Linked DNA regions of Homo sapiens: regions 1 and 2 are each linked to region 3. A link is a loop called in an ENCODE intact Hi-C map of the cell type or tissue named here. Cell type or tissue: heart left ventricle. All regions are shown on one strand.

Region 1 (8,000 bases), 330 kb after region 3:
ACAGTTGAAGCAATATTCTAGAAATTTGTATAGAAAGATAAGGAAATAAAATATAGAAAAGATAGAAAGGTAGGAAAGAATCCAGAAGGTGAAAAATTTGGACAAAAGAAATTCTAGAAAGACAGAACAGAATAAGGAAGGGAGAAAATTATTAAAGAAATAATTTAAAAATGTTCCAGCACTGAAGGGTACTAGCATTGAATTAAAGGAGCCCAACAATTGCCTAGAACACTGTATGAAGAAAGATCTGTGCTACAGCGTGTAAAATTTCAGACCATCTGAGGAAGGAGAAACTTCTAAATGCTGATTAGAGGAGGTCAGGAGAGGGGCGGGGAGAGAGAGAGAAACAGGAATCATGTATCAAAATGACAGATGACTTCTCAACAGCCACCCTGGAAGAAGGGGAACAGTGAGGCAAAGGCTTCAAAATTCTCAAATGTTATTTCAACCTAGAATCTGTGCGTATTAGAAATATTCTCCCAAACTAGGAGTCAAGTATGAGAGAACAGAAAAGAGTTTCAGACATGAAAGCTTCAAAATGAACCTATTATATAACCTTGCTTAGAGAGCCTCTGAAAAATCTAACAAAACCCAGAAACAGGATGCCTTGGTATCCAGAAAATAGGGAAATCAACATAGAAATATAGAAGAAAAGCCACAGAATGAATGAGGAAATGTGGCTCTACAACAATAGCTGTGCGGATGATCTAGAAGGCAAGTAGTCTAGATTCAAGCAGGCTAGATAGCTTCAGGTAGGCTGTCTTCAAGAGGACAAAATACATAAATACCCAATGTGTTTTAACCTCTTGAAGCAATATGTAGTGTTTTAGGCTCTTCTTGTGTTGCTATAAAGAAGTACCGAAGGCTGAGTAATTTATAAACAAAGAGGGTTAATTGGTTCATGGTTCTGCAAGCTGCACAAGCATAACGCCTGCATCTGCTCAGCTTCTGGGGAGGCCTCAAGGAGCTTTTACTCATGGCAGAAGGTGAAGCAGGAGCACGCAGGTCACAGAGCAAGAGCAGGGCAAGAAAGAGCAAGGGGGAAGATGCCACACATGTTTAAAGAGAACTCATTCACTATTGTGAAGACAGCACCTAAGGGCATGGTGCTTAACCATTCATGAGAAATCTGCCCCCATGATTCAGTTACCTCCCTCTAGGCCCCACCTCCAACACTGGGAATTACATCTTGACATGAGATTTGGAGGGGACACCCAAACTGTATCATTTATGATTATGGGAAACTAAGAGGAGCAAAATTAAGGTGATTATTAACTGAAGGAAATAATGAAAGTTGTACAAGAAAAACAATCATGTTAAACTACATGGCTCAGCTCATGAATAACATTCATACATAAAAAGTAACATGAAGAGTGGATACAGATGTAACTGAGAATGAAGACATAGCTAAGGCAGAAAGATGAGACACTGAAGGCAGGTGTGCACATATAAGTGGGGAAGCTGGGAGGGCTATCAATCAGATGAAACTTTCTTTATTTCCACAATAGGAAGTTAGTAGGTATCTAAGATTCAAAAATCAAGAAATGAATTATAAGCATGCTAGTTAGGAATATGAAATGAAGATCAAAATAAAAGGATGGGCAGGTTGAAGTTTTTTGTCTCTGGGGAGCAGAAATGGGATTGTGGTAGGGAAGTGGTAGGGCAAGGCTAGTTTTCATGTAGACTTAAGGAAACTTTTGACCTTCTATACTATAAATATGTACAACTTGAATAAAAATAAAAATTCTATACATGTTACATAGAACTCCTTCTTCAACATAGCCCCTTCTCTCACCCTTCCTACTGATGAGCAGGTTTAGATTGGGGATAATGCACTTCTCTTTCTAACCAGTTACTCTGTTAACCTGAAAATCTAGCAAAAGGCACCAGTTTTTTACTGATGTCAGTTTCTTTCAAATCAGTGTTTTTTAAAACAGTGTTAAAACATTTTCATTTAAACTTTTCATGGCTAAGAACAACATATTATACCTCTACTTTCTTTGGACACTATACATTGAAATATTTTATAGTTTTTATTAATACCTTATTTTCCCTTTTTATTTGTGAAACTCTTCAAAGGCTACAAATGGAATGGGACTTACTGTTAATATGACTTATCATGGTCATTAAATTGAGTTAATTTAACACTGTTCCAAAGCAAAGTAATGTGTTTTAGTTTTAAAGATGACTTATAAACATATTTTGCTAATTTAAGAGAGGAAGATTTCCAACAAACAAATACAAGAATATGAAAATGTCAGCTAGCAGGTGTTTTGCAGGAATTGCTGGGTGGTCTGGAAACAGTGGTCCCATTAGATTGGGATGGCCAATTAATACGCTTTAAGGAGGTTACTTTTAGGCTGAACCAAAAGGAAAAGGAAGAGACAGTCAGCTGAGGTTTAGAGAAAGAAGTTCCAGACAGAGGGGTCTGTGAATGCAAATATCCTACAGGAGGAACAAACTTGCCTCCAATTTGGGGACAGCAGAAGGTCAGTGCAATTGGAGTCAAACCAACAAGGGGAATGAGGCATGAGATAAAGTTAGTGGTGTAGGCAGGAGCCAGATCATGAGGTGCTGGGTAAATCATCTGCATTTACTTTTTAAAGACGATGGGAAAGCCATCAAAGAGTTTAACAATTTAGGTGATGCAGTTTTGGCAGGAGTACCTTATACCTTGGTATAAGAAGTTTTTTTTTCCTCTTCCCTTCTCATTTTCTTTTCTCTAACTTTTTCTTCGTATGTTAATACTATAGAAGTCTTATAGAAATAAAGTCAAAATACTAATAATATAGCCACTATCTGCTTTAATGACAACTTTCTCTCGTCATCACCCTTTAAACTATTCTTGGTTTTACTCCCCAGGCACCCTCTTATCTATTAAGTGAATTCCTTTTGATCCTTGGAAACTCATCTTGGTGTCACTTTGGTTAAGCTTTCCCTGGTCTTTTTAAACATAATTAAGGCATTTTATACATGGACTCGTCATAGCAGTTACGACATTGTATTATTAATGCAGTTCTATTCACTTTTTCTTAACTGATCATGAGATCCTCCTATCCTAAATAACATGAGTTTGACTTGATAAGGATATATGCTTTTTCCTTAGGTCTCATGAATATAACACGATGCCCAGCACATAGAAAGCATACAATAAGTGTTTGTTGGATAACTGTGGACAGTTCAGTCGACCAGCAAGTGAGTAGCAATGTGGGGAGTAGAATCGAAGTCTTGATCTACAGATAGACCAGAAGTACTGGGTCCCCTTGGTTATTGAAAAACTGTCATCTCTATCTATGGACATCACACATGTGCCGCTTTATGAGGATCAATATCATAGCTTCATAACTGATGAACAAATAGATTACAGGTGGGGAAAGGGAGAGATCTCTGCTAGCTCCCAGGTTGTCCCTGGTAGCCTGAGGTAGCCTGGTCTTTACCCCAGTGTGTCATACATATATTGTCATTTTCCATGTAAGCCATAGGATGGAAAACAGTTGACAACACTGTATATAACCTGAAGGGGGCATACTGAACGATGATCAAAATAGTGGGTTGATTGCAAGAATGAGTTGACAAAATTTTACAATCTCCACTTAGCTAAAAAGAATAGTGCATGTATGAGTAATAGATATTTCTGCTTGTTAGGGCCTATATACAGGATCATAATTTTCCCTTGGGAAAATTTCTAGAACAGCTTTGTCTTAAAGTAAAAGTTGATTTAGAGTCATTGAAAATTATTCAAAATGTTAATTCCAGTTTTTTTAAAAAAGTTGTTACAGTTATTTCTGATTTATGATGAACAGGCTAAGGAAGAAATCTGTTAAGCTTTGAGAATTTTGCTCTGATTACACGAAAGCAGGAAAAACAGCAAAATTAACTTTTCCTTGCTCAGGGGTGAGTTCATTTTGTCAAAGTTAATATTCATGATAGTTCAGATTGGCCTCAACTCAAGCAGGGCCAGCAGGGTTATTTTCCATTTGGCAGACTTATCTGTAAATGGGCAAATTCCACATGTAGACAATTATTTCTGGAAATATAAGTGTGTGTGCATGTGTATATGTGTGTGTGCATATGTGTGTGTGTGTACTTATTGAGAATTCTCATTAATTCATGCCAAATCTGTGAAAAGGAGTCTACATTAATTTAAAAAAATCACAAAGTACTTTGTTACTAAAGGAACATGTAATAATTAATGACTACACGTGGCTGCGGTATACCCTTTTTTTGTAAGGTTTCTTCCTGAGACTTTTGTTTCTCTAACCAAGTGACAAGATCTACCAAGGTTTACCTTGGTAGACCTTTTCTTTGGTAAAGTAAGGGTAAACTTTACCAAAGTGCCTGTTGAAATTTTTCTACAGATATTAATATACTAAAAATATATTTTTAGGTGAGGTATTTTCTTTCTTGGGTCAATTCTGGAATAATCCAGAATTTAATCAATTAGCTCAAGGATACGAAATGAGTGCAACATGATAGGAACATTGTTTTTAATTTCAAGCATATAATTTTATGGGTGAAAAACTGAAAACATTTAACAAAGTCTTTTTTTTAATCCAAAGATGCCTTTCTCAGTCACTCAATACTTCTGATATGACATTAATCTTGCTTTTCCTAAATTACATTTTCAGAATCACATTTTCTTTTAATATAATTCAAAATATTTAATATTGTTATGGATGTAGTTTCTCTATAACTCCTAATTCAAAATGAGAAAATAAATTTGTGAGTTATGATCTTGATGTATTTTATATTTTTTAAAAAGACAACTCAATTAGATGAATAAGGCTTATTAAGTTTATATCTCATGATATTTATTCTTAAGAGAAGAGTTCTAAACAAGGACGATAACATGATTCTTTTCATGAAGAGTTTTCTTTAAAGGGGACTTTTGTGGGGAAAAAATCACACACTTCCTTGTGTTACACAGCAAGCATCCTGTGTGTTATTTAGAGATCCTTTATCATGGAGGGTGGTCCAGTGGTAATTTACCAGGGAAAAAAAGGAGTGTACAAAAATTTAATTATTATTTGACCTCAAATAATTATATGCCACTAAACTAATTAAAGAGCAAATTAACAATGTGCCACTGATGGGCAGTCTGCTGTTTGCATGACTCACTCATCTTTTGCAAAGAATAAGTGATTTGTATTAGAAATGAGTTGTTAAGGATGTTTTGGGGGATAACTATCGCTGTCATTTCTATGTTAAATCACAGGCCCAACCTCTGGATAAAAAGAGACAGGCTTATCATGAGCCAGGGAAACGGCAGCCCTAGCCTGATAGCTCTGACTCGAGGCCTTGTTTAAAAGCTATGACTCAGTGCAGGGCAGCCAGGGAGCTCTGGTCCTCTCAATTCCTTCCAAACCAGCCATTCAGCCTCTAATGTTCAGGTTGCGTGCCTCATGCTGATTATTTCTGTGAAGTCCATCAGAGTCAGCCTTATTCTCCCAAGCATTCATCTTCATTTCCAAGTGAATGAAGGGGGATTTCAGTGGTACTACTGTTCACAGAGCAGAGCTAATAGTTCAATCAAACAAAACAAAACAAAACAAAAACAAAAAAATCAGCTAAAGAAACTGGTAGAAGAATGTTAGTTCTAACATAGAGGCTTTAAATACATCAATGTGGAGTGAAAGGGTGTTTGTAGTGAGTGTGCTCCTGTAGCTTGTGCAGTTTATTTTTATGAGGATTAAAATATCCGTAAGTATGAACAGCGATCCCCTATTTACATGTATTATTATTGAGCGGATTTTTTATTTTCATTCTGTCTCTTTTTATAACTTCACATATGACTTCTTTTATTCATTTCATCCCTTCCCGTAAATAAACTACAAAGACTTATTTTTTATTACTTCTTTATTCAACAACCTATAGTTTAAGATAATTGGTTGATCAAGAGGCAACAACCTAGAGCCCCAGTATAAGTCACATTATATTTCCATCAGCAACAGCACAAATGTGATAATAAATTGCTGTTGCTGGTGCACAGACACAACAGGTATTGTGGCTTGCTGGAAAAACTATATCCCTGGTGGCAATCTTGGAATGTAAACCCAGGGACAGTCTATTACTACCATGCTTAGAAGGAAGCTAAGTTGGAAATCCAGATTTTTATGTGAATTCAATCAACTTTTAAAGGTTGGCAACTAATTTAAAATTTTCAACACTGTGCAGACCAGCAACCAATTTGCAAACTATCTCTGGCCCATGGGCTGCCAAAATCTGAACCCTCTGATTTAAATTCTGAAGTTTTAATGACATTTCACTTTAATTTACTGAGAAATGATCCTCATTTTCTATTACTTCCCCTCAATAGAAACGTTGCAATAAACAATAGAAAGGTTGGGCCAAATATAACAACCACAAGTTTTTACAAATAATTTGATATAAATCAATTATAGTTACCATTTTATAAATTGGAAAAGAGATGCTTAGAGTAATTACATGATTTGCCCATTAGCATGAAGCTGGTAGTGTGCATCCCCTCTAAATATTAATATCAGTCTTGTTTTCTTTTCAGTCAACCTACTCTGTGGACTGAATTGTGTCTCCCCGTCTCCGAATTCATATGTTGAAGCCCTAACCCTCAATGTGATAGTATTTAGAGACAGGACCTTTAAAGAGGGAATTAAGGTTAAATGAAGTCTTAAGTGTGGGGCTCTAATTTGGTAGGACTGGTATCCATAAGAAGAAAAAGAGACACCAGGGGACTTTGCACATAGAAGAGGCCACAGAGCTCTCTCTGTGGCCATTTGCAAACCAAGGAATGGGGCCTCAGGAATTACTAGCCCTGCTCACAACTTGATCTTGGACTTTCAGCTTCCCCAACTGTGAGAAAATAAAAGTTTGTCGTTTAAGCCAAAATGGGGCAAACAACCACAGCCTCCTCCACTCAAAAGATCAGATACTGATTACGTCATGTTTCCCATAAGCCAGTAACATTCCAATCATCCATAATATCAAGTTCAAAATATTTCGATGTAAAGAAACCAATTATATGGACATTTAAATGTCTGCTCTTATATAGCATATGCTAGGACATAAATACATTTATTGAATGAATGGTTGGTACTAAATACTGTAATGTTTGAAAATCTCAGTGTGATTAAAATATTTCCTTTTACTGTTTAATGACAAACATTGAATGGATGTAGACATAAATGTTAAAATTTTTCAAAAAGATATAACAAAAATGCAATCTTTTTCTTAAAAATGATAATTTAACACAAACTTTTATTTAAAATATGAGAAGAAATGTTGCTATTTAGACTTTGTACTATATTTAATTTCACCCAAAGATTATACTTTTTCCATACCTGTTTTCTAATTATATAATTTAAACTTAGTTGTGAAAATGGCATTTTAAAAGAGCTAAAACAAAATCTAGAACATTGCATTATAAGAATAAAAAGATAATTAAATATAGACACCAAAAAAGTCCTATCAGCATGACTATACAGTATTAAAAGTAATCAAAATATTACTTTATTATAAATTATATGAAAAAGTAAGTAGCTAACATGCTCTTGAGCATGCAATGCAGAAAACACAATATGTTATTTGGAATAAATCACAAGAAGACGTTGTTATTTTGATTAGAAATTGAATTTTAATAATGAAAATTTTCAATTTCTTTCAGAGTAAGAAAAGTGAGTAATACAAATGAAAAATTGTCCCATTTGGAAAAACTTTTAAGGTACAGACCTGGATGAAGGGATTATATTACTATCTAATGTCAGAAAAAAATGAAGATTAAGAAATGAAAATGTGTCCTAACGAAGTAGTATTTAAGAGAAATGAACTATTTGCAAATATATAAATAATCAGTTATTTAGAACAGTAAAGATGTTTTTGTTACCCCCAAATTAAAATTCCTATGAAATTAAATTTTATAATAATAAAAAGAGACATTTATTCTCATGATATACAAATATAGGCTATGCTTACTCTATGTATATAAGTGACAGGGAAACTGGAAAGAGTTAGAGGGGAGAAAGGAG
Region 2 (8,000 bases), 490 kb after region 3:
TACTTACATCTCACTGGTGAGAACCTAGTCATATGGACAATCTTTGCTACAAAGGACGCTTGGAAATGTAGTCTCTAGCTGGGCACCCATATGACCAAGAGGAAGGGGTGAACAGATTATGGAAGACAGCCTATGATCTCTGTCACAGGTTTGTATTTCCAAAATATATCTAGTCTCTAATTACTTATCACCTCATCACCCCCATCATCACACTACTAGAAGCCCCAATTGTTCACCATTGCAATATCCTCCTAACTGGCGTTTCTGCTTCTGTTCTTGCTTCCCTAAATGTATTCACAACTGCCTGTGATGATGTTAAAACACATCTGACCAAGACATTTTTTCTGCCCTTAGTCCTGCAATAACTTCTCATCTCATTATGAGTAAGAGCTCATGGTCTAGCCTCTGCTACTTCTTGACCTGAACTTCTACTCATACCAGGGGCTGCTTGTTGGTTCCAACATGTCCTGTTATGCTTCTTCCTCCCGGAACTCACAGCCATGCAATCTAACATCCTCTTCTTCCAGCTCTCCCCCAGGCTCACTCCTCAGCTTCAGGTCCTGATTCAAATGGCTCCTTCCTGGCAAGGCCTTGCCTGGACACCCTATTTAAAACTGCAGCTCTTCCATCACTTGAGACTCTAGCTCCTTTGCCTGTTTTATTTTTCTCCTTGGCTCCTTCTGTCATACTGTATATTTTACTTATTTGTCTTGTTTCTTCTCCCCTGCCACCGCCAGTTTACTCCCCAACCCCAGAAGGTTCACTCCAAGATAGCAGATGTTTTTGCCTGTTTTGTTCTTAGCATCTTATATAGCATCTGACCCCATAGTAGTTGCTCAATAAATACATTTAAGGAAATTATAGAGAGAATAAATGTGTCAGTAAACCTCAGCCATCTGATTTTCCATTTAAAGCACAACCTTGGTATAGATATCTGGAAATTAAGGAAACAATCTGATAATAATAATTAATGTGAAGCTATAAGACCAGGAACTATGAATGAGCTATGGAAGAAATCTCAGACTTGAAATTGGAAGATTTAAATTTAATTGCCATTTTGAGACTAACCTATTTATGAAATTTAACGATTAGCTTCCTCTCTTTCGGCCTCAGTTTTCTCAGCTAAGTAAAGCATAAATATGCACTTCAGAGGTATTTGGAAGCTGAAAGATGTGAAAAAGACAATGCCATATCTGAAAGTGGTCGCATATATTTATTCTTAAGTTTACAACATTTATTAAAATAGGAATATCATGGGATTTACTAATTTCAAGAAGTTCATCTGGGTCCTTTGGATAAAACAGTCTTTTTCTGTTTTATGTTTCAGATTCTAACCCTAAGGTTGTGTTGAACCTCAAAGATGCCTTGAATATATTTAGTAAAATAACTACAGTAATAGTAACTAGAAACTTTCTGTATGTAGTTAAGTATTTTCATATAAGTTATTGCATTAAATCTTCATAAAAGCCCTATAAGTACCTACAGAAACATATGATTGTTGCAGGCTTTATTAATTACAATTATAATAAAATGAAATTTAAAAATACTTCAATGTTGGCACTAAGGTACAATTAAAAAAAATTGTTTAAACATAAAATCAGTATTTTTTTCCTGAAATGGGTGGTTACTTACATGGTAACTTTTCTCCATTAATCTATTATTTCCTCAAGTTCAACCAACAAAGAATGTCATAAATTTTAAAAGTAAAAAGCAATTTCTTTCAAAATAATTCCCTCTCTTACACTATGATAAAAGTGCATGGGAAACATTACTAAATCAAAATTAACTGCTCCAGTGTCCTGCCTAAATTAGAAAAAAAAAGAACATGTATTTCTGTGCATGTTAACTACACATAGCCCCATTAATAATTTTTTGTATAGAATTTATAAGCGCAGCGAACTTAGAAAAATTAAGCAAATCATAGAGAAAATGACAGAGTTTGGAAATATCAAGGAACCAGCCCAGATTCTCTGCTAATTTAGTTTCGGGACATGAGAATAGTGCTTTTTTATCTCAGACTTGGCTCAAGCTTGGGGAAAAACATTTCCCCAGGAAATTTTAGCCCAGCTGAAGCAATTGATTTTTACTGCTTGTACCCAGCATCCTCATTTTTCAGCGCTACTCAATGCACAACCACTCAGCCATACACATTCGGATGGTTATTCAGAATTGAATCAACAACTTTGACAGAGTCAATATCTCTGCTGGCCTGTAACAAAATGGCCTTGTTATTCCAGAAGATGGACAAGAACCAGATTAGACATCCCAGTTTCCTAGCTACAGAAATTTAGACAATCAAAAACAGTGTTGGAATATCCAGTGTTTCTTAAGATACCATGGAGGGAGCACATGCTTCAAAAAGGGCATGGTGCAATTCTTCAAGAGGATAAAATGTATCATATTCTAAAAAATACCTTTAAAAATGGACAACTCAAACTTCCTGTTATTTTATGGATGAGTCTGGACACACTCACAAAACCTTTTTCTACAAAATTTTCAGTTTATCGGCCACAGTGGTGGCCATAATAAAATTCTTGACAGTATTACTTTTAACGCAAACAACAGATAACTTCAACTGATTGAAATAAAAATGTAAAAGCTCCCTGGATGTTAAAAGAATAACTGAATGGCTCCTTGCAAATCTTCTACCTAGATAAATTTTGTTCTGAATATGGAAGTTTTAGTATCACCATTACTTTCATTAAGTTTTATAATGGTAGCTAAGATAAGTCTAGCTCAGAAAATGCCAGAGTGTTTTAGGTTTAAAGGGTCACTTCCTTAATAGATTGGGGTTGTGTCAGATCTACTTTAAAATGAGATAGTACATATAAAAATACTTTGAAAAGTTAAAAGCATCACATAAAAGCAGGACCTTTCTTAGATGGAAACCCTGTTTTGGAAGCACTTAACTATAATTGCAAATGCTGATAAATGAAAAAATAGGTCACCAAAAATGCTTTCATAGGCGTTTTCTTCCCCAGTGCAAGTGCATTCACTGATGAGAAGAATCTATGCCATGCGGTAACACAGCAAGACCATTTAAATACCTATCATGTAATAAGTAATCAAATCCGAGGGCTCCCTTGGGCTTTTAGCTCCAGGATGAATTTTTCCCCACCCTTTTTGGCCCTGTGTAAATGTAATTTTGTTTTAATAATGTTTTTAAATTATGGTTGTCTAATAAACATAATTTTAAAAATTGTCCTTCAAAAAGGACTCACTTTTCAAGACTACTTTGTAAACCAGTAAGCTTCTCCTGACTTGTTCTCCTCGAAGGGTCTGGATGGTTTCATTTACTTCTTCACTTTTATAGGAAAAACAATGTAAAAAATTTTTATTATCGATAGAGCATTAAGAAACAACTTCATGCAAAACAATTAGTCTGGCCTTAGGTTGTGCCCTGTAAAGCTGTTAGATAGCTCTATCTCCCTCTACTGGCAAAGTCAGCATCCCAGATTCTGAGTTCCTTGACCCAAAGAATGTCACCCCCAGAAACAAACAAGAAAACAAACGAGAGCTGCTTCCACAATTAGCCCTAAGCCAGACAAGACTGGGAATTTTCTTCCCATCTTACAAAGAAAAAGGATTACCATGAATAAGCAGTGTTCAGAGGAAAAATGGGAACTATTTTCCTTAAACATTAAAAAAAGTACCAAGAAGATTCTTGGAGGTTAAAATGCAAGTGCACAATGATCCGTGTGCAGAGAATGTGACTTTTTTTCCAGGATAAATAAAAAAGAACTAAACAATTTGTAGAATGCAGTCACATCAAATCTGATGGTGGAGAATGTGTGTACATTTTTTAAAAAATCAAATACCTTACCTTCTTGATAAATGGCTCATAAGGGCACTACTACCAGGAGTCGCTGAAGGCAGAACCCGAGCTTAGGTATTTTAAGTGGCATTACATGTTCTCTTCAAGTTCATAGGGTTAAACAGGTAAGTGGTTTCACATGTGGTTCCTTCCTAAAAAATGAGGACAATAATGATGAGCTAGCCACTTTTTTAGAGGTGGAAAAAAACTAGTTAGAATCCACGCTCTCTGGAGACAGAGTTCTGCAGTAAGTGGAACCTTCTGACGATGGAGCCTGGAGCCAGCAGCTGGGTTCTGTCACCCTGACTGGGGCGGCCCTGTTAGTGTAGCGTGACCCCTGGCGCATTCGCACAGATAATACCGGCACCTCTTTTCACTCTAATCTCCTACCCGTCTGAGCAATTCAGCAGGAGATAGGGGCATTAAGGCCGTATTATTCCAAACAACATTTAGCTGAATGGTAGCTGAAGATTGTGACAGCAAAAGACAAATTCTCCTGGTCAAATACTTTCCTTCCCAGAAAACCTTCCTGTTTCAGTACTTTTGAGACACAAAAATGTCATTAAAATGGAACCAAAGCGGGAATCCCACACCATCCTTAGCTGAACCTAGGAAAACTTTGAAATTCCAAACAGAATTTCTTGGAGTTTCTCATGCTACAATGGCCTGTGATAAATAACACCAAATAGCCAGATAAAGAAGGAATCATTTATTCATGTATTTGCATATTTTGTTGACATTATGCCATATCTCCAGATATGGCTGTTGTTCACAAGTGAGCAGAGTTCCAGGGAGAGATGTACAGATAGCCTGTTTTTGTAATATGTATCTAAATACTTGGTGGCATGTAGCCAATCTTCCTGGAAGGAGATGGTGTTATAAGCCCATAACCTAGGTCAGAACTCTAAATGCCAATGGCAGAGTGTTGCTTTTTATGTTGGTGATACAACATCGTCTGCATTTAGATAGCTGATAATGTGTTTTCTCAAAGCTGAAGGGGCAAAAGTAAAAACTTTCTTAAATGTTTACAGATAATTTTAGTGCTATAACTGTAGGCTAACATTACTTTGTTTTTCAAAGTGGGAATCTAAGTAAATTAATATTTAATATATATTCAGGAAATTAACAGCACTCTTCCTGGTTGCTTTTTCTATTTCTGTTGTTTTTCCTTTCAAAATATACAACAACAGGATTTTGCTGTGATGTTCTAATAATTTAATTTGGGTTTTAAAATTCTAGCAATGGGACTTATGGGAAAAAATAAACTATCTCTCCGGTAATCTGCAATGCCTGGTGCTCTGAAATAAGATCAGACAGTGATCAGAGATGATTCTTTCCTGTGACAGGGCACTGTGTTTTGGCAAAAGCTGATTATTCTCTTAGTTTTGTCTGTGCAGAACATGAGGTTGCTTATGTGCGAAAAGTTGCTGGGTTGCTACAGCCAAGACGTCTCACACTTTGAGGTCCACAATGGTTATTAATTAAGAATAATAAAAATAATGTTTAAAATCTCCTTCTGGAAAAATATGCGTATTTCATACTTAACAGGAAGTGAATACAGCAATGAAGAGCTGTTTTACATATCTTTTAAACAATAATGAAAGACTTGTTTAATAATAAAGATTGGAATTCCTACTTTGAATAGCATATTATATAGCACTATAATTCATACTTCATCTGAGAAAAATATATTTCCTGCGTGTCAGCCAAAATAGGTTCATTTGATGTTGTTCTGTTGATCAAAGGAAGTAGGCTCACTTTGTGGGCATGTACGAACATCATGTCATGGTTAAAACATAGCCAAATAGGGTTGTGGGAAGAGCTAGATTAAAAAATAGGCAAATGAAGCAATCTGTCCAGGTCACTGAGCTACATAAATCACTAGAATAAATAATAAATATGATGCCAGGAAACTAGGTTTTCTGCAGAACACTTTGTACATAACTGATAAACTGTAACTTGGTCCCTCTCATAATGAAAATAAAAAACATTTCTTGCCTTTGTCCACAACAGTCTATTTCTTGATGAGTATTTAATTTTGGCTGTGATTCGCAAGACAGCGTAGAGTTCCAGGGAGAGTTCACTAAAATTCAGAAACAATACAAGACTTTACTGGAAAAGTGATTTATTACATTATTGAAATAATTATTTAAAATTTCAATTGTTTAATATACTCCTTAAAAAATTGTTTATCCCAAAGCATTGCAAATGCAAATTGAAAAATAAAGAAATGCAGATAAATGAGATGATTTAACGGGCATGAAAGCCGGGAGAAAACAAGCATTTACATTATTTTGAACTAAACTTTCTAATTACACCTATGCAAGCTGTAGCAAATGATGGAAAAGTGTAAATAAAAGACAACTTCCCAACTCTTAAAATATCTTTTTAATGGAGTAACAAAAACCAATTACAGCAGCAACGGCAAAAAGCAATCATAGGAATATATTTAACAATAAATATTCACAGAAGAAAACTATACTATTGGAAGTAAAAGTATTCATGACAACAGGAAAGACATTCCCTATTCTAGCATTGGATGTCTCAATAGGATGATGCCAGTTCTCCATTAATTAATTTATACATTTACTGTAATCCCAATAAAAATACCAGTGACTTTCTTTTTAACAGAGCTAGGCAATTTGGTACTTAAATTCATGTGAAACAATAAACACAGATGACTAGCTAGAAAAACACTGAGAAGAAAGGCAATTAATTAGCAGGGGCTAGGCCTACAAAATAAGAGAACATACTACAAAGCATTTTAATCAAAACAGTGTGATGCTTGTGTGTGAACGGCTAAAAGACCAACACAACAGAATAATAATCCAGAGATAGTCCCGCTATATATGGAGATCTAGTGTATGGTAACGGTGCTTTTCAAGTGACTGAGGTAAAAAATTTTTTGTCTCATTTTTAATAAATTTATTGGGACAACTAGATGGCCACTTGGGAAAAAATAAAATTAGATTCAGCTTTTGCATCAAATAAATCAGAGATGTGGAAGTAAACATGAATTATACAGGCACTACAAGAGAGCATCAGTAAATTCTTCTCTGGGTGAAGAAAAACTTTCTAAGTATAATTGAAAATCCAGATTCACCAAAGGAAACTACGATAAGTTGTACTATATAAATTTATAAATTTCATGGCAAAAAATAAGAAAGCTAAATATTATAAACAAATTCAAAAGACAAATAACAAACTAGGAAAAAATACCTACAGTATATATGACAGAGAAGGCCAATTTCTGTAATATTCAAAGAACTTACAAAATTTGAAGAAAAGAACAACAAAAATCCTATAGGGGAAAAAAAGATCAAATTGTCATGAACATAGAAGTCACAGAAAGAGATATAAAAATAGCCCTTAAATATATGAAAAGATGTTCAACTTTACTCATGTTAGAAAAATTCATATTAAACTTCAGTGAAACACTATTTCTCACCTGTTAGTTTGGCAAAAAGTCAAAACCTGACTGTATACTTTTTTGATGATGACATTGGGAAACTGAAGTTCTCATACATTGCCAGTGGGAACTCAAAATGGCTCAATCTTTATAAAGTGGAATTTGCAAAATTACTCATTCATTTAACATTCTAGGAATTTACCATAAAGACAAACCTCTAATTATATGAAATATGTGTATGCATATGTATATGCATATATATATGGTTATCTATTGTAGCAATTGTAATTGTGAAACACTGGAAATTACATAGATGTCCTCCAAGCCTAGGAGTTGGTTTAATTAACCATATTACAAACACTCAAAGGAGTACTATGCAGTTGTGAAAAGCAAAAAAGATCTTCATGAACTTATATGTAGTGATTACTAGAAGACATTGTGAAGTGCAAAGTGAAAAGTGCAAACAAGCGTATGTAGTATGCTACCTTTTGTAGAAGAAACAAGAGAAAGTAAGATACATATATCATTTATCTTTAAAAACAACACACACACACACACACACGAAGTGTAAACCAACAAACAAAAGCTTTTATTATCTATAGGGTCAGGGAAGAAATGAGATTAAGGGGCTACAGAAAGGAAAGGTGTGATAATTCTTTGGGTATACATTTTTAAAATAATTTTGAATTTTTTGGAGCATGCTAATGTTTTTGGAAATCAAAAAGTAAAATTAAGTCAGCAAGGGTGAGAAGAAAATTCCTAGTATCAAAGCAAATA
Region 3 (8,000 bases):
TCTCCTTCGGAGCATCCCTTCTACCAACCAGGATCTATTGTCTCAGCACCTACTTTGTGCTCAGATCTTTGCCAGGTTCTTTGGGGGATACAAGACCACGGAAAGCCAGGTACCTGCGCGTGAACCTAGTGAGACTGGTGCGTTAATGGAAGGAAGGGAGGGCGCCCATTAAAATTACTTCTCGTGCTGCACTTTTTTGTGGAATGAACCAAAGGCATCCGGAGAAGAATATAGTATTGCACGCCTGGACTTCGGACTCAGCTTCCTTTTTCTGACCCTTCCTCAACCTGGCTTTCCCTCTTCAGGAAGAGATTTGGAATTCCCTTTATGGTGGGGCGGGGAGGGGTGGGGAAACAGCCAGCCCAGGTAAGTATGTGAGCCACATGGTCCGCGAATGGAAGAAAGGAAAATCATCTCCAAATGCAACCAGGCAGGTGGGGGTAGTTTGACTCTGAAAGGGAATGGGAAATCTGAATAACCCCGAAGGCAGCAGACTCCATACCCGGTGTTGAGGTGTGAGAAACAGTCAACATTTGGAGCCCTGGAGTCAGAAGATTTTTGGCAGCTGTTAGATAACTTCCTGATCTGCAATAAAGTTCATGTGACGGAGAGGATGTTTCCGCTCTCCGTTGCCTGGCTCCTTTCCTTTCTAAGCCTGCAAGTTTAAGAGATTTTACCAGGTCCCACTTGAATGGTGGCCTAATGTGGGCCCTGGGAGGAGTCCTGGTGGCCTGAGGCTGCAAAGATTGGATCAAACAGGGGCAGTCACAAGCTCACTGGCCTGTTGCATCCCCAGCTTTCACCTGCCAGGTGACACCAAGGCCTCCCTTTCTCAAAATGGGGAATCCAGGCTGCTCCATTTTCAGACACCAACCTGTCTGTTCCTGATCCTCCCCACAAGGTCCAAACAAAACAGTTTTTAAAGAAATCTGTGTAAAGTTCCAAGCGTCTTCCACAGCCCAGGTGCACTCTGGCTGCAACAGCCTAGTTTCTGGACCATGATCAGGCATAATTAGGGTCTGATCACTATAGAAATATATGCAAGATGTTTACTTCCCTTAGTGGAAAAATAGAAGGGGGGTCTGGTGCACAGTGGGACTCACGAAGAAGGAGTGTGCTCTGAGAGCACCTAGCACCCGTGGACCTCAAACCCTTCTCAGCTCAGGGAGGGGCAGTGGAATTCAAGCTCAGGTGGTTCCCTACCGACCAGGTCCCTGGGTACGTCCCAGGGCTCTGGCACAGCTAGAGCAGGTGTCCACCTCTCGGTTTAGGCCAGCTTGACCCTGTGTCGTTCCCACTCCCAAGCCCCCAGTCATATACATGAGGACTGGCAGCAGGTGGGCAGGAGAAGGTGGTGTTCCAGCTACATCTTGGAGTTTTTGCTTGGGATCCGGCCAGCTTCAGGGACCATCACTTGTGGGGAGGGTTGGACGTGGACTTCCCAGCTGGATGATAATAGAACTGGCTGAAGAGCAGAAGCCAGAACTCAAGGTTCAGACCTTGTCCACCAAAGTCAGAGATTGCAGATCAAAGCTATTCAAAAACTCACTTGTAAGACCAGAGAGAAGGACGTGAAGTTCCCAGAGTCCAGGGTCTTGGGGTGGGGAGGGGAGTGTTGCAAGGGTAAACAGCTGGCCTAGGAAGCTACACCTCGCCATGCATGGTGAGTGTTGAGGGGAGATGGCTTTTCAAGTTTTTAGGAAGAAAATAGAATTTCCGAAGACACAAACACACAGCAATGAGGATATGTGACAAATATCCTTGTTTTGCAAAGGTATAAAGGAGGAAGTCAACATGCTGGAGACCACAAAGTCAGTCCAGAAGCCAAGACCCAACCCAGATGTGCCTGACTCTGAATTGCTTTAAGCACTTGCCACTCAGCCTCTGATAAGCAGCTTAAGTTACATCTTCGCGATGTCCCTAATTCTATGAGTGGTGGATCTGCCCAAACTCCCAACAGCTTTTAGGAGGGTGTCATTTGTAGCAAAGTAGAGACTTACAATAAACCTCCTGCAGGGGAAGAAGCGGGGTGCGTGGGGATAGTAAGTTTTCTTAAATGTGCCAGAAGTGTCTTCTATTTTCTGCCCACCATAAGCACGGTGTAGTCTAATTGTTTCCAGTAATTGCATTCCAGTCCTGCACAACTGCAAACTCTGGAGCACCGAACCCACTCACGAGCACCACTTCCTCCAGCACTCAGTGGATGCCTAAGAGGCGACTGTGACCATGTTCGCTGGTGCAGTCCCCCGCTCTCAGCCTTCACACAAAGTCTGAACTACATTGGTTTTTTTTCATTTGAATCCATTTCTTTTTGGTCTTGGCTTAAGAAATCACTCTGGTCATTAATAACTGTAATAAGATCACTCTGGCCCAAGTCACCAGGGATGGCAAGGAGCCCAGAGGCTTCCCTGCATGCAGCGCAAACGGCGTGCTCCTCCGGTAGCCGTATGGGGGAGGACCTATAAGGTACCTGCCAGCACAGCCTGGGGCCTTTCCTACCCCAACTCGTCACCACCGCTGCCTCCAGCTTTCCCTATCCCAGCCCCAGTGGGTAGAACCAGACAGGAGACTAGACCTCTTTGTCTGCAAATGTGGGACTCCCAGGCAAAAGAAGCTCAGAAATATTGAATAAAGGTATTGGACTCTAGAAACCACGTGGAGAAATCTGGTGTAATGGAGGCAAGCAGTTTTAGCTATGGTTGCTGCAAAATATCAAATGCCCTTCAAATTTTGTGCACAATTATTTTTATTCTCTTTTCTTAATGTTTCTTTTAATTTTTGTCTTGAATTTCTTGATTTTTAGAGTAGTTGCCAGACCACTGGAGTCCCTGCCAGGAGAGGAGATGTCACTGAAAGGTCAACACCATCCTTCTCAGAGGAGGAAAAACTGAGTTCAATTCACATTGGCAGCCTAATTCCAGCCCCATGACCCAGGGGGATCATCCTCTTCCTCTAGGGGTTCCTAAAGTGGAATGTGGTGCCCTAGCCACAGCTAGCAGCAGAAACCATGGCAGAGGATGGTAGAGGAGAGAGAAATGCATGAATGCAGTGCCACTTTCTGAATTTTGTTTTCACTTGTCTGTCAGCCTTGATTGTCACCACTGAATTAGATGATCAATAACTGTAACTGAAGAAGAGAAATCACCATAGTCTCACCTTCTGTCACTGTAATGACTGTAAAATGAATTAGTATAACCTTGTAGGGGTTAAAAACGCCCATTAAATGACCACTCATTTAGCCACCTCCAACTTTAGAATTGCCCCCTTCACCAGAGACAATTAGGGCCTAGATGCCCAAAACCCAGGAAATGCACCTGACACCCCCTAGAACATCATTTCCATGTCCAAAGGGAAAGAGAAGGCTCAACAGGGATGAGTGTGGCTTTCAGGACTCTTTAACAACAATTTATCCTCAATGCCCACCTGGAGTCAGTGCCCTGTAGAGCTGATGGCCCAAAAGGCAGGGATGTGGGGTTCCTCTCCACATCCCTTGCTCGGCCATCAGTATATTGGGACATCAGTACAAGATTCTTGTACTGATTCTTGTACATCAGTACAAGATTCTTCTTGCTCAGCCATCAGTACATTGGGAAAGTGAAGAAAAAGGGAAAGGGGAGAGTAGCTAGACAGCGGAGAAGCTCTGTGCTGGGATTCTGTCTTTGTAGGAGAAAAAATAGGGGGAAATGTCTGCCCAAGCAACTCCCAAACCACAATTGCCTCCTGCCACAGGCCCGAACACTCCTTTCTTGCTTCCTAGGTTTGCCTGTTCTATCTCACTCCTCCTACCTTCTGCAAATTTTTCAAATCCATAATCTAAAGCATTCTCTCTAGAGTGTAAGCAAGCAGTCATCAGACAACCTCTCTAGATGAGAAAGAAGGCGTGAAGCAACGGCTGGGAGGTGGAAGCACAAATAATGATGTTTGGAAGGTGGAGCTCCTGGAGCTTTGCTTTCAAAGGTTAACACGTGGGTTTCCAGAGCTCCACACTTCGTTCTTTCCCAGTTTAAGGGTGGGTGGTCCCTTCTGCTCACGAAATAAACCTCTGACAAGTGGAGAAACGGCTGAGGTGGCACTTGGAAGTTAGGAACCAAGTTAATCCTCTCCTAGGTTTCCCCGTGCTTCTAAGCCTGTGTTGTCCCCGCCCGGGCTGAAGGGGGAGCTCTGGGCTCAATTTAGATGGTGTGAGTAGACACTGAAGCCCAGCGAATTTCAGTTTAAATCTCAAACCCTGGTGTGGTGAGGCAAGAAAGGTGACACTTGAGGGACACATGTATGGTAGGACTCTGGACTCCTCTGGTTGAGTAAGAGAGTCATGGTAACTTTGACTTTCCTGTGGGTATTTTAGAGGAATAGGGACGTAGGCCCTACAGCTTAAAATAGTGCCCAAAGTTTCAATTCCTTAGAAAGGGATTTCCCATCACTTAAATCACCCTCTAGGAGTGTATGCTAGAGGCTCGTGGAGGGCAGTGCAGCCCCGTCTCCCAGGTTACCAGGAGACGGCCCAGGCTGCAGGGCCCCTCAGTGTGCCATCAACTCCTCTCATGCCTGGAACTTGTTTGGGTGCACAGATCTACAGCCAGGTCTGCTCTCTTTGCACCTCAATTTTCTTGTAGGCACAGAGACAGGAAATGCCCTTCTTACAGTTTGTGAAGATTAAACAATAGGCAGCCTGTAAAATGCCTTCGCACTTAATATGCGATCATTAAAATCAGTTCCTTCCCTCCTGTCCTGAGGGTAGGGGCGGGCAGATTTTATTACTTCTCTTTTCCTGATAGCAGAACTGAGGCGGGGTTGTGGAGGAGCGACGGAGGACCACCTCTAACTTCCCTTCACTTCCTGGATTTGAAGCCTCAGGGCCACCGGCCTCAGTCCTGTTACGGTGGCGGACTCGCGAGGTTTTCCAGCAGCTCATTCCGGGACGGCGGTGTCTAGTCCAGTCCAGGGTAACTGGGCTCTCTGAGAGTCCGACCTCCATCGGTCTGGGAGCGAGTGGTTCGAGTTCAGATGCTGGGAACCGTCGCTTCTCCCCGGCCGGGCTCGCTGTTTTCTCCTCCGCTCGCCGTCATCAAGCCCGGCTATGAGCAGGGCTTTAAATCCTCCCTCCCTCACCCGCAGGTTTACCGAGCAGCCCCGGAGCTCTCAGACATGCTGCGCTGCGGCGGCCAGAGGAGGGGTGGGGGCATTGCCCTCTGCAGCCTAGTGCCCAAATTGCCACTCATCCGGTCTGGTGCCATGAAGGGAAGGCCGCGAGATGGTGCTAATTAAGAAGGCCAGACTCTACTCCTTGCACAAGGTCCGGAGCATGGCCCTGTTTTTCTGTTTGTTTGTTTGTTTGTTTGTTTGTTTTAAGACAGAGTCTTGCTCTGTCGCCCAGGCTGGAATGAAGTGTCTCGATGTCGGCTCACTGCAACCTCCGCCTCCCGGGTTCAAGCGATTCTCCTGCTTCAGCCTCCCGAGTAGCTGGGATTACAGGCGCCTGCCACCACGCCCGGCTAATTTTTGTATTTTTAGTAGAGACAGGGTTTCGCCATGTTGGCCAGGCTGGTCTTGAACTCCTGACCTCAGGTGATCCACCTGCCTCGGCCTCCCAAAGTGCCAGGATTACAGGCGTGAGCCTCCCGGCCTGGCCCTGTTCTTTTAAAAATAGCCGATCTAACTTCACACTACTACCAAAAGCCAGATCTGTCCCCAAGCTCTTTCTTCCCACATCTCCCCTACCTGCTTGAAAGGGGGTGTTAAGACCTCCTCCACACCTGAGCGCCCCCACCCTGTGGCCGCCACCACCAGAACCACCATCAACTCTGGAGGCCGATCTGAGGAGAGAAGAGAAGCCAACAACCCCGCAGGATGAGAGAGCAATCTCTTTTGTATCACAGACCCTCCGGAGCAGTTGCGGGAGGGCTGGCTGGGTGCATGGAAGTATTTAGCAGGTTCAGTGCCATTACTGCCTAACAGGGTGTGAAAAGTAATATGAATGTGAAATACTGTGGGAAAACGGAGAGTTTCCAAAGCAGGCAGCGAGGCCCCTCCGCTGGTGGGCCTGGAAGGCCAGAATCCCTGCTGCCCCGAGTGCGGCTCCCGGAGGCGCTGCTACTGGCCGAGGACTGCAGAGGGAATGTCGGGGAGGGGGAGATGGATGGAGGGTGAGATGGGTGGAGGGTGCAGTCCGCCCTGAGAAGAGAGGGAGGGGCAAGCTGGCAGTGCCTGGGAAAAGCCCGAGAAAAGCCCTGTCGGCTCCCTCTTCCTGGCTGCTAAAGTTGACACAAGACGGCTTCTTGGAACTCCCCCTCCTCCCGCCTAAATGTACAGAGCAAGACTTGAAGTCAAAAGATAGATAGCGATCGTGCTGAAAGTCAGGTGGAAAACAAGACTGCTAATTTTATGAAACAACCTATCAACCCACTGGGAAGAGATGACAAGAGGTACATGGGCGCTTCTGCAGGAGGTGGAGGTGGAGGTGAAATGCCGAGGTTCTAGACTGATGTAAATTTCTCCAACTAACTCCAGATCGAGAGCCTACAAATCCGACAAATATGCCCACACTTTGACAGTAACCGCCTCCCAGCACGCCCCACCACCGCCAACACACATGGAGGGGTTTGAACTTTTCCACCTTCCGGACCTCTGCAGTCCGTCGCAGGACGCCCAAACCACAGGCCGGACACAGATGAAGCCAGACCACAGCCCCCGCCCCAGCCACCGCGGTAGGTGGGTGCCCAAGAGACTTCTCAGGTGAGGGCAGGGGCCCCCTGAAAGGCACTAGAGAAGGCCTGCCGCCCGAATCTCCCCAAGTGCAGGGGAGAATTACATTTCCCCACCTCCTACCCAACCTGCCCCGGCCGAGTTATGGACATCGCCGCCTCATTCTAGACTTGAAGGCACTCTGCGGCCACCAAGAGACCACTCCGCATCCTAGGTCGAGCCTGTGGGAGAAGCACTCGGGGCCCGGGAGGCCGAGGTGGGAATGCCTGCTCTTGGGATAAGTGCCGCTACATTTGTTGGGCGGCTTTGTCAGTTTAGAAAGCTTGTCCCTGCACTCTGACAGTTTCTGCTTGCAGGGCCGGGTGCCGAGGCGAGATAGCCAGCTTCCCTGTTTCTTAGAATATTTCCGTAAACCAGACTGCATCCGAGCAGCCGGGTGGTGGTACGGCTGGTAGCAGAAGGTGCAGATGGTGCCAGGTTTGGAAACACACCCCACTGCATATTATTCCACTTCACGAGTACTAAGGAGGAGTCCAGAATTGGTGGCCGTCCTCCCTCTTGTTTTCTCATGCAAATAACTCAACACTCTAATCGTAAATCAAAGCTCCAGGGCCTACTTTTGCGAGGGGCACTGGAGAAAGAAGAGAGGGTTGCGCGCGCGCGTGCGGGAGCTTCGGAAGCTAAATCTCACTCGCGGGGAGGATGGGACGCGTGGGGACTGAAGGCGGCATCTGCCTGAATAAAGCCCTCGCGCGCTCTGAGCCTCCCACTCTGTCCTGGAGGCCTGAACCTCGCGAGTAGAGCCTGGCGCTTTTCCTCCCCGGGAGCACGACGGATAGAATGCGCGGGGTCGAGACGGTGTCGGTAGCGGGGGCCGCAGCGCTTTGCAAAGCCGGCCTCTGCCCCCGGCCTCCTTGGAGGGCGGTAGCGGGACCTGCGCTCGCAGCCTCTCCCCAGGGCTGTGCGCTTCGGCCTGGCGGCTGCCGGGCAAAAACCTCATTTATTTCCTTCCTTCCCGAGTGAGCTCACTTCCTCCCCGCGCCGCTCCCTTCCGTCGGCCGGAACCCGCTCCTGGGCCGCGCGGCTGCAGCCGGGAGCGCGGACTCGGGGTGTCGGGCGGTGTCCGCGCCCCTCCCCACCCCAGGGCCCTTCTCGGGGGAGATATCCAGGAGCTGAAAGAGATTCCTCAGGAGGAAGTGGAAACCTCTGAAAGGAGAGGAAACCGACTCTTTTGCAAGAAAACTGAGCGCCGGCTGGAAGGCAAGGAAGCCGAGGCGGCCGGGGAGATTCACCCACAT

Evidence for each region. A loop is a pair of places that touch in the nucleus more often than their neighbours do. Peaks named below come from ENCODE experiments on the same cell type or tissue, not always from the same donor. Only the 100,000 strongest peaks of a DNase experiment are listed, where the experiment ranks them.
Region 1: it touches region 3 in a loop (3-fold over the local background); 14 of 110 quality-filtered maps call a loop at or near these places.
Region 2: it touches region 3 in a loop (4-fold over the local background); 47 of 110 quality-filtered maps call a loop at or near these places.

Annotation. Positions count from the first base shown.
Region 1 is chr4:173,830,817-173,838,816 of GRCh38, forward strand. No RefSeq gene overlaps it. Among named protein-coding and RNA genes, the nearest start is that of LINC02269, 62 kb to the right of the region's middle. In heart left ventricle, no CTCF peak of the experiment used is centred here; no DNase peak of the experiment used is centred here.
Region 2 is chr4:173,986,884-173,994,883 of GRCh38, forward strand. It overlaps LOC105377543 (a long non-coding RNA gene), which reads right to left and starts at 4,083. Exons shown (of 4, transcript NR_188468.1): 1 at 3,824-4,083. In heart left ventricle, CTCF peaks have their summits at 3,443 (motif pointing left) and 4,156; a DNase peak (open chromatin) is centred at 4,118; H3K4me3 peaks cover 1,011 bases; H3K27ac peaks cover 1,487 bases.
Region 3 is chr4:173,501,881-173,509,880 of GRCh38, forward strand. LOC101928409 (a long non-coding RNA gene) reads left to right here and starts at 6,237. Exons shown (of 2, transcript XR_939467.3): 1 at 6,237-6,732. It also overlaps a transcript of SCRG1 not described here. In heart left ventricle, CTCF peaks have their summits at 4,149 (motif pointing right) and 5,246 (motif pointing right); DNase peaks (open chromatin) are centred at 4,141, 5,151, 6,071, 7,711 and 3 weaker places; H3K4me3 peaks cover 3,044 bases; H3K27ac peaks cover 3,637 bases; H3K27me3 peaks cover 1,414 bases.